Regions from separate parts of the Homo sapiens genome. Here region 1 is linked to region 2. The links are chromatin contacts, found by Hi-C or POLR2A ChIA-PET in ENCODE. All regions are on one chromosome and are shown on one strand. Each heading gives the region's core, a stretch centred on a gene start or an enhancer-like site at or near the end of the contact. The rest is flanking DNA. Distances are from core to core; before and after follow the strand shown. Region 1 has its middle 5.2 kb from the start of NDRG4. Region 2 overlaps LINC02137 (long intergenic non-protein coding RNA 2137).

What was found. Hi-C counts contacts between places; a loop is a spot of excess contacts on that map. ChIA-PET counts read pairs that join two places held with the same protein, here RNA polymerase II (POLR2A). Pooled maps may share reads with other maps.
Region 1: a loop to region 2 is called in a pooled map, with 4 times the contacts of the local background. The contact joins two enhancer-like sites. A Hi-C loop is called at or near these places in 5 of 168 maps with a recorded cell type or tissue (Caco-2, heart left ventricle and vagina) and 10 of 50 pooled maps. POLR2A ChIA-PET finds 5 or more read pairs at or near these places in 4 of 52 experiments (BJ, H1, MCF 10A and 1 more).

Annotation. Positions count from the first base shown.
Region 1 is chr16:58,492,554-58,497,274 of GRCh38, reverse strand. It overlaps a transcript of NDRG4 not described here and the pseudogene RNU6-103P. Among named protein-coding and RNA genes, the nearest start is that of NDRG4, 5.2 kb to the left of the region's middle. RefSeq lists enhancers at 533-1,088, 1,089-1,644 and a silencer at 4,256-4,550. Within about 2 kb of position 1,653, at least 10 of the 41 ENCODE cell types and tissues checked have a DNase peak (open chromatin) inside an H3K27ac peak, as active enhancers do.
Region 2 is chr16:58,457,664-58,462,949 of GRCh38, reverse strand. It overlaps LINC02137 (long intergenic non-protein coding RNA 2137), which reads right to left. Exons shown (of 4, transcript NR_187253.1): 3 at 1,368-1,479; 4 at 89-796. Among named protein-coding and RNA genes, the nearest start is that of LINC02137, 39 kb to the right of the region's middle. RefSeq lists an enhancer at 3,291-3,585. Within about 2 kb of position 3,087, at least 3 of the 41 ENCODE cell types and tissues checked have a DNase peak (open chromatin) inside an H3K27ac peak, as active enhancers do.

The DNA.
Region 1 (4,721 bases), core at 404-2,903, 36 kb before region 2:
TCTCTGCTCACTGCAACCTCCGCCTCCCGGGTTCAAGCCATTCTCCTGCCTCAGCCTCCCAAGTAGCTGGGACTACCAGCGCCTGCCACCACACCTGGCTAATTATTGTATTTTTAGTAGAGATGGGGTTTCACTATATTGGCAAGGCTGGCCTCAAACTCCTGACCTCAAGTGATGCACCTGCCTCAGCCTCCGAAAGTGCTGAGATTACAGGTATGAGTCACCACACCCAGCCTTTATCCTCTTTTTGGAAAATATTTTTAAGTATGGAAGGCTTCACGAATATGTGGGTCATTCTTGTACAGGGGTCGTGCTCATCTTCTCTGTATCATTCCAATTTTGGTATATGTGCTGCTGGGGCGAGCACTCATTTTCTCTCTTAATACCCTCTTTACAAATGAGGCAAATAAAGCACAGGGAGGTTTGGTAACCTGCCTAACATCACACAGCTAGTGGGCACAGAGCCAGGAACCACACCCAGGCAGTTTGGTGCTAACTCCACACTCTGGTGGCCACTCGTCACGGTCAGCTGAGTGTCCATATGAGGGGCCCATGGGCACCATCGCCTTAGAAACACTCGGGAGGTCCGTGCTGCCTGTCTCCCTGAAAATGCGGTAGACAAATGGAGTGACTTGGGCTGGAGGTCACATGCTTGGAAGTGGCGGGGCCAGAACCTAGGTCTGTCTGGCTCATGTTAGTCCCTCTGCTATACTACCTCCCCCACTGGCTGCCCCCACGGAGGCAGGGGACAGTGACAACGCCTGCCATAGTGAGCAGGAGATAAAATCCCTGCCAGGTCTTGGCCCAGATAACGACCATCCATTCTTGTGGCTGCTTTTCTAAAACAAAAAACGAAAAAAATGCTGCCTCCATGTGGTGTGACAGGAGTGGACAGGAAGGTGCCTTTTAATGCAACCTGCCTTTTACCAAGCAGAGGATCCTGAGAACCGGGGTCCCACACACCCTGGGCCCCGCAACTCCGGGGCTGCAGCTCAGAGGGCTCAGGGGCCAGAGGCAGCTTCGCAGCAGCAGTTGGGAACCCAGAGGTATGGTAGGGTCTCCTCCACGACTCCAGGATTCCCCTCTGCCTGTCCCCCACACCGTGGGCCTGTGTGCTGGGGCTGGCATCAGCACTGTTGGCGTCGGCCTCCCACACTGTGGGACCAGTGTGTTGAGGCACCGGCTGGCTGCTCTGAGATTTTACTTGGCCAACCCCCTCCTCCAGGGCCCATTTGCCTGCATAGCTCATCCTCATTTGCAGCATGGAGGACAAAGAAAATCCCCTGGTGAGCCTGCCCTGATCTCCGGCTGTCCCTTCCCACCAGCCTGGGCCAGCTCCCGACCACTTCCCTCCCATCCCACCTCCTGGGCTCCCATTCACTCCCCACTGCCGGAACCCTAGCCTCTCCTTCCAGCTCCAGAGCCCTTTGTGCTTGGAGATGGCATTCCCGGAGGATCTGAGCACATGTACATTGGCTGCCCTGAAGTCTCCCCTCTCGTCCTTGAAGTGGCGCGTGACCGAGGGACCAGCACACAGGCCCAGATTCTCACACTGATCCTCGCGTTGCTCCCACTGGGGGACGAGCCAAAGGGCAGCCCCGCCTCCGTGTCACCCCTGCATCCAGACCACTTGGCTGGTGCTGTCACGGGGCTTGGAGGCTGACCCAAAACCAGGTCAGGCCCAGGCAAGGACAGAGACTCGGGAGCTGCTTCCACCTTACCAGGAGGAAGGGTCTGAATTGGTTCAGCATGTCGGGATGGCCAGTGGGGCCCCAGAACCCAGCAGGGTTCCCTTGTGTCTGCTGTCAGGCATTTTCCCAGACCCGGAAATCAATGGTCACTGTGGGACTCAGAGGGGAGAAACGACTGGCCGAGTGAGCAACATCATCACCCGGAGGAATAAAAACAAAGGGCGCTTTCAGTTTCCACGGAGAACCTGGCATCAACTAAGGAGGACAGGGTTGTCCTGGCAACAGCTGTCATGGAAACAGGAGCTATTTTAGAGTCAACCTGCCTTTCATTGGAGGAAAATGCTGATTCAGATGACAACATCCCTCACTCTCTTTTCCATTCTCACTCCCCCTAGAGGCCCCGTCTCTTCCCTGCTGCTCGCAGAAGCAGGGCCAGTTCATCTCCCACCCCAGCATCTCTCTGTTAGGCAGGGGGCACACAGAAGGGCTGTGACCCTCCTCTGGGACCTGGCCAGGTGGGGTGAGGGGCTGCCAGCTGTCAGTCCCACATCTTGGGGGTCTGAGCCTTGACCTACCTTCCAGTCTGTGTCTGCAGCCAAGAGGAAGGCATCGGAGCTCTCCTAGGGGAAGGCAAACAGAGGGGGTGGCAAGTTAGGCCCTGGCTGGTCTGGGGAGCCCGTGGGGCCTTAGCAGACTCAATTTCTGTCCCCTAGTCTGTCTTTTCTCTTTTCTTTTCTTTTTTTTTTTTTTTAGAGACAGGGTCTCACTCTATCACCCAGGCTGGAGTGCAGTGGTGCAATCACAGCTCACTGTATCCTCCAACTCCTGGGTTCAAATGATCCTCCTGTCTTGGCCTCCTAAAGCGCTGGGATTACAGGCATGAAACACCGCACCCAGCCCACCAGTCTGTCTCAATGTTAACAAAAGTGACCAAGGGCTCACCGAAGTGCCAGGCATTGGCTACCAAGTACTTGGTGGAGGAGCGTGTGAGCGTCCTCATTAAGGAGGTGTGGATTCCATCTTACAGGCCACAAGGGTGAGGCTCAGAGAGGCTGTCACAGGGCTAGAAAGTGCTGGAATGTCCCACTGCAAATCCTTGCTGTTGGTCACTTTGCCCTTCTGCTCCCATAGATGTTTTTCATGGTCTGACCATCAGGCCACAAGGGTGGAAGGAAGGGAGGGAAGGGGGGAGGTGGGCGTGACTAACATGCCCACTTGTAGGGATGGGGAAGCTGAGGCCCACACAGTGAGGGGGAAAGAGGGACCTTTTCCAATCCACACAAAGTTACAGTGGCAGCTGCTCCCACCTCTCCAGACCTGGTCGCTTTGTGCCTCAGATCACTGGAGCTTACTTCACAGTGAACCGTTTGAGTCTGGCTAGTGCGTGTTCTACCCACCGGACCGCGGGCACCACGAGGGCGGGACCACATCTAGCTGTGCTCTCAGTATGATGCTGGCATGGAAGGGGCTCCCCAGACACAAACAGATCTGGATGAACAATCAGGCTTCACCGATGAGGGGAGAGAGGCTCAAAATGCACCCACAGGTTACGAGGCTGCACAGATGGCTGGGGAGGAGCGGGGGCTGGAACCCCGCGTCTGAGTTGCCAGGCTCTCCCTGAGGCCGAGGGGCCCACAGACACTCTGCGGGGGCCTGGCTCTGGCTGTGCGACTCACCCACTCTGGGTCCCCGTCTCCCCATCTGTACAACAAGACAGCTGGCCAGCTCAGACTCGGGCCACTTTCAGGCCTGGTGAGGGAAACTAATCAGGGACCAGCACACGTCCAGGTAAAGGAGAACTCACAGGTTCTGCCTTGCCTTCCCCTGCGTCTGCCTAGAAACCTCTCTGCCCCGCTCTGCGAGGCTGTGAACTCCCGGGCAGCTCACTCAGCCTCCGAGCCTCAGTGTTGTGAGGATTAGAGGAGAAGCTCAGTGTTGCCCATCGTTCTGCCCTTTGTATCCCAGCACTGGACTGTGCCTGCTACAGATCCTCCTAAGGAATAAATACATGGATTGGCCAGGCATGGTGGCTCATGCCTGTAATCCCAGCACTTTGGGAAGCTGAGGCGGGCAGATCACCTGAGGCCAGGAGTTCGAGACCAGCCTGGCCAACGTGTCAAAACCGTGTCTCTACTAAAAATACAAAAATTAGCTGGGTGTGGTGGCACATGCCTGTAATCCCAGCTGCTAGGGAGGCTGAGGCAGGAGAATCACTTGAACCTGGGAGGCAGAGGTTGCAGTGAGCTGAGACTGCACTACTGCACTCCAGCTTGCGTGATAGAGTGAGACTCTGTCTCAAAAACAAACAAACAAACAAAAACAAACCACGGATGACTGAGACAGTCACATGAGAAATAGGGTGCCACAGGAGGATGAGGGAAGCAGTCAGCTAGGTAAGTACAAGGAGGAAAATGACCCCAAATCACAGGAGTGGAAAGCAGAAGAATGAAACCAGTATTTCTGCCATTTTTCCCAAAATAAGGAAGAGTTCAGCCACCTGCATTCCAGCAGGCCAGGTGGTGGAGAAAAATCAGAGGGCACTAGGGGTTCCCATGCCCAAAGGGGAAAGCCAGGCTTTGGGCTGCCTGCGACTGTCACATAGAGAATGGCCACACCCACTTGGGCTTCTTCTGCAGATTCGTTCCAGGCCTGTGGTGGCTCTGCAGGGAGGAGGGAAGGAGAGGAGGGAAAGGATGGGGCTGGAGGGGGAGGACAAGGGCCTGGGGCTGATCATGAATCTCTCACTCAAAGACCTTGCACAAGCGGGCTGAGGAGAAGGAAGGGGAGATGTCTATACTCGGGACCTTAAGAGGGCAATTATCTCAGAGAAGGACAGAGGCGGCAGTTTTGTTACAAGCAAAAGCTAACAAAAAAGAAGGCCGGGCGTGGTCACTCACACCTGCAATTCCTGCACTTTGGAAGGCCGAGGCAAGAGGATCACTTGAGCCCAGGAGGTCCAGGCTGCAGTGAGCTAAGATTGTGGCACTACACTCCAGACTGGGTGACAGGGCGAGACTGTCTGTCTGTCTC
Region 2 (5,286 bases), core at 1,838-4,337:
GGGCCCCGAGGCACTCCTCCCTCCTGCCACTCCCCTCACCAGCCCTCCTTTGGTCCCAGATGAAGTCCCACTCCAGGGAGTACGGAAATCTGATGGCCTGAAAAATTTTATTTGGACAAGACAGCTAAAGACAGGGCTCCTGGAGAACCGGGTTCTATTCAGGCTCGGCCGGTGACCTTGGGCGGGGCTCTGCTCCTCCCTGGGTTCCAGTCTTTTCCATGCAGGACTCTGTTGGACCAGGTCATCTTGGAGGTCCAGGATGGCGGTGGGGTTGGGGGTGCAGAGGGGCCTGCAGGCTTCCGGGCCCTTCCGCAGACCTCTCTCTGGGCTGGTTTGCGGAGACGCCCTGGTTTTCCTTTCCCCCAGCTCCAGGGGGCTGTGGCCGTGAATTAACCGATCCACCAGCTGAGGAAGCTGGTAAGATTTTGGTGGCCCCAGATGGGGCATATGTTCCCGCTTGGGTTACAGCTTTGTCCTTGGGTTACCCCTACAGCTTGGGGTGCAGTGTATAAATCACAGGAGGCAGCAATTTGGGTTCCTTGCTCTGCGGAAATCCCTGCCTCTCAGTTTCCTCCTTTGCAAAGGTGTGGAGGGAGGTCGGTGATGACAGAAGTGAACCTCTATTTCTGACACCTCCACCAGGCTTAGTTCTATATATAGCAGCCAGGAGCCAGTCCTTAGGAGCACAGGCTGGTCCTACAGCTTCCTGGCTGTGGAATGTTTGGCAAGCTGCTTACCCTCTCTGAGACGTCATGTCATACTCTGTGAAATTGGGATGATGCTGACCTCAGGATTCCTGTAAAGATTAAATAACAGAATATAAAGAAAATGCTTAATATAGTGCCAGACGCATGACTTAAGTTTAAGTGTTCAATACATGGTCATTATTATTATTCATGATGAAATTGTTATTATCGCATGAGAGATTCTTTCAGGCTTACCTGAGTCCTACCCTTTTCAGTCATTTCAGACTTTGTCATTGGACAAAATTAATTGTTGATGTTCTAGTGACATAATTCACGGGGCCTAGGCTGTTCTGCAGGCTGCCTAACAGGAGCTTTGACACTATGACACGCCTGTCTGAGACATGGTGTCTGCAGTGGCCTTGAACTCATGCAGACTATCCATGTAGCTCAGATAGTTCATGAACTCCTGTGAGCATTCCAGTGAGTCAGGTTGTGGATTTGAACTCCTAAAAGTGGAGACAGTAGGGCCGGGCGCGGTGGCTCATGCCTGTAATCCCAGCACATTTGGGGGCCGAGGTGGGTGGATCACCTGAGGTCAGGAGTTCAAGACCAGCCTGGCCAACATGGTGAAACCCCATCTCTACTAAAAATACAAAAATTAACTGGGCGTGGTGCACATACCTGTAATCCTAGCTACTCAGGAGGCTGAGGCAGGAGAATCACTTGAACCCAGGAGGCGGACGTTGCAGTGAGCCGAGATCGCGCTGCTGCACTCCAGCCTGGGTGATAGAGTCTAAAAAATACATAAATAAATAAATAAAAGTGGAGACAATAGATGAAGAAGAAACGTAATCGTGAGAGTCCCCAGGGCTATTGCATCAAACAAAGGTGCATAAGGAAGAGGTAGGTTGAGGAGGCCCTGACCCTTCTGGAAACATCAGTCATGACAGGCAGCGGAGTCACTACTGAGTCAGCAGAAGGGCAAGCTCTGGGTCCCCTGTGCCGCTGGGCTCTCTTCATCTTCAGCACTCTGCGGAGGAGGGGTGATGTTTGGGAGCAGGTTGGATTAACAGTGAAAAGCAGAACAGTGCAGAGAGCCAAGCTGTTGCCTGGGACAGGAGGCCTCTAAGAAAGTGTCCCCCCAGCCTTGCTCCTAATTACTTGAAACATGCTTCCTAAGTCACTGCCTTGTAAAATGGGCAGAAGATCACTGGCCTGCACCCAGGTCGGAGATGAGATAACCTTTCTAAAGATCTCAAATGAGCCTTCACTTCTCATCTGTAAACTCAGGCTGATATATCTAGTCAGGGTGTTTAATTGCAAGAAATAGAGACCTACTCTGGCTAATTGAAGCAGAAAAAGGCTTTGTTAAAAGGAGGATAGGCCGGGCATGGTGGCTCACCCTGTAATCCCAACACTTTGGGGGGCTGAGGCGGGCAGATCACTTGAGGTCAGGAGTTCAAGACCAGCCTGGCCGACATGGTGAAACCTCACCAAAAATACAAAAATTAGCCAGGTGTGGTGGCACACGCCTATAATCCCAGCTGCTTGGGAGGTTGAGGCAGGAGAATTGATTGAACCCAGGAGGCAGAGGTTGCAGTGAGCCGAGATCCTGCCACTGCACTTCAGCCTGGGCAAAAGAGTGAGATTCCGTCTCAAAAAAGAAAAAGAAAAAAAAAAAAAAGGAGGGTGGGCATCTCTTGGAATATCAGGTGCCAGGCCTGACACTGCTATGTTGGCCTGATGTTAAAACCACTACTGCCATCCCCCAGCACAGAAGCTGCAGCCAGTGCCACCCCTGGACGTGGTCACTGGGCACTGCCATCAGGAACTCAGCTGCTGCTTCCCCAGTCCTCACCGCAGTGGATTCTGTGTGGTCTTGGCTTCCTCGTGCCACTAGTTTCTAATTAACAACCAAGAACAGAACACGCCCAGGTGCAGTGGCTCACACCTGTAATCCCAGCCCTTTGGGAGGCTGAGGCAGGAAGATTGCTTGAGCCCAGGAGTTCAAGACCAGCCTGGGCAACATGGCAAAACCCTGTCTCTACAAAAAATGCAAAAAGTAACCAGTCATGGTGATACACGCCTGTGGTCCTAGCTACTCAGGAGGTTGAGGCAGGAGACTCGCATGAACCTGGGAGACGGAGGTTACAGTGAGATGAGATTGCACCACTGCACTTCAACCTGGGTGACAGAACAGACTCTGTCTCGGTAAATAATAAATAAATAAATAAGTAAATAAATAAATAAATAAATAAATAGAATGGGATGTCTGATTGGAGGAGCATAGGTCATATACTTTGGCAAAGCTGTAAGCAAAGCTGGGGAAAGATGTTTTCAGTTTCTCTAGTGGGAGGTGGGCTCTGCCTTGTAGAAAGGGTGTGTCAGCTGCTGGGGGCCAAGAGTGACCAGTGACCACTTCAGATAACAATGGTCTTGTGAAACTGTTGTAAGATGATGCACATGGACATTTGACTTGGAGCCTGGCGTGGAGGGAACATAGGGATCTCAACGATCCCTCGTTGTTGAGATTCATACCACACTGTAAATGTAAACCAGTGGTACTCCTCCATTCTTTAAATTTTTGATTTTTCAGCAGGTAAAAGACAAAAGGACCTTGAAAACAGTATGGCTTGCTGCCCTTCCACAGACAGAGGCAGCTCCAGTCCTGCTGCCAGGAGGACAGGTGACTGGGTTTTTCCATTGTGGTGATGAATTGGGCTGAGTCACCATCCCCTCGTGACCATGACTGGGAGCAAGTAGAAAGAACCAGCTGATGGAGTCAGAGGTGCAGATGATGAACCTGGGGCCAATGAATCTTCTTCCCTTAGCAGGGGTGGGGGAGATAGGAACTGTCTCCCCCTCCCCAGTAACACTCCCTACTTCCGAATCTTGAGCCACACTCAGGGAGAGAAGAGAGGCTCCTTTCTTTCCTTTCATAGTATTGATTGAGCGTCTTTTTGGTGTTGTGGGGTTCAATGGAGAACAGAGCTGATCAGGACATTGACCTTGACTTTAAGGTTCATGCACTGATGGAAACCAGCTCAGAGTCCCATAATCTCAGTACCAGGCCGACTCTACTAAGATGAGTAATTGATGTTACCATAGAGTGCAGTGGAGGCCTAGGGGACTCAGCAAGGGCTTCCTGGAGGAAGAGGCATCTGAGCCCCCAAGAGGTGGAAGATCAGCAGATGGAGATGGGAGGCGGACGAAAGGGAGAGAACATCCATCCATCCATCCATCCATCCTACACTGGATCAGCCAGGCCCTGTGCTGAGCTCAGGGAGGCACAGAGCTAAGCACATTGCAGCCCTGCCCCTCAATGGGAGCTCCTGAATTGAGGTGGAGAGGCCTGGGTATGCATGAGTAGATGGTGAGGAAGCTGGAACGAGGAAGCGGGTGGGGAAGAGTTCCCGGCCTCAGCCTGGCTCTGGAATTTCACCAGTTACCAGATTATCTGCTCCCTGCTCCTGGGCCACCGTGGACGACTCACTGGTTTTATTGCAATCCCCTTTCTCCCATGATATGTAAGGGCCCTTTGCCCTGCAGGGCCAGCCCCTTGCTATCCTGGTAACTCTGGACACCCCACTGTCTCCTCGGTTCCTGAGGACAGTAGAGCCCCCTCCAGTGCCATTTGCAAATGTCCCTCCACTTCCCCTGGAAACTTTAGCAGGCTCATGGAAACCCAGTTGGTGCTGAGTCAAGGCAAGAGGTGGAACTGATAATATTGTTTACAAATTATAATAGTTATGTATATTCAATGCATAAACCTTATGCAGGGGGAAAATAAAAATCACTAATAATTCCACTGCCTAACAATAGGCAGTGTTAACATTTTGGGGGTATGATCTTCAATGCTTTATATATATACATACGCACATACACACACACACACACACACACCACACATATACACACACACACACAAACACACACATATATACAGTGGCCCTCTGTGTCCATGGGTTCCACATCCATGGATTCAACCAACCACAAATCAAAAATATTAAAAAATAAAATAATGTAACTATAAAGTAATGCAAATAAAAAACAATACAGCATAACAACTATTTACACAGCATTTACATTGTATTAGTTTTTTTGTTTTTTTTTTTTTTTAGATGGAGTTTTTCTCTTGTTGCCCAGGATGGAGTGCAATGGCACGATCTTGGTTCACTACAACCTCCACCTCATTTCAAAGCCTGAGGTTTTGTTTTGATCTTGTATTATGGTGTGTGTGTGTTTTTATTGTTTGTTTGTCTGTTTGTTTTTGAGATGGAGTCTCCCTCTGTCACCCACGCTGGAGTGCAGCAGCCTGATTCTGGCTCACTACAACCTCCGCCTCCCAGGTTCAAGTGATTCTCCTGCCTCAGCCTCCGGAGTAGCCAGGACTACAGATGTGCACCACCACATCCAGCTAATTTTTGTATTTTTAGTAGATACAAGGTTTCACCATGTTGGCCAGGCGGTCATGAACTCCTGACCTCAAGCAGTCCACCCACCTCGGCCTCCCAAAGTGCTGGGATTACAGGCGTGAGCCACCGTGCCCAGCCTGATCTTTGTTATGGTTATGTAAGATGTTATCATTGGGGGAAATTGA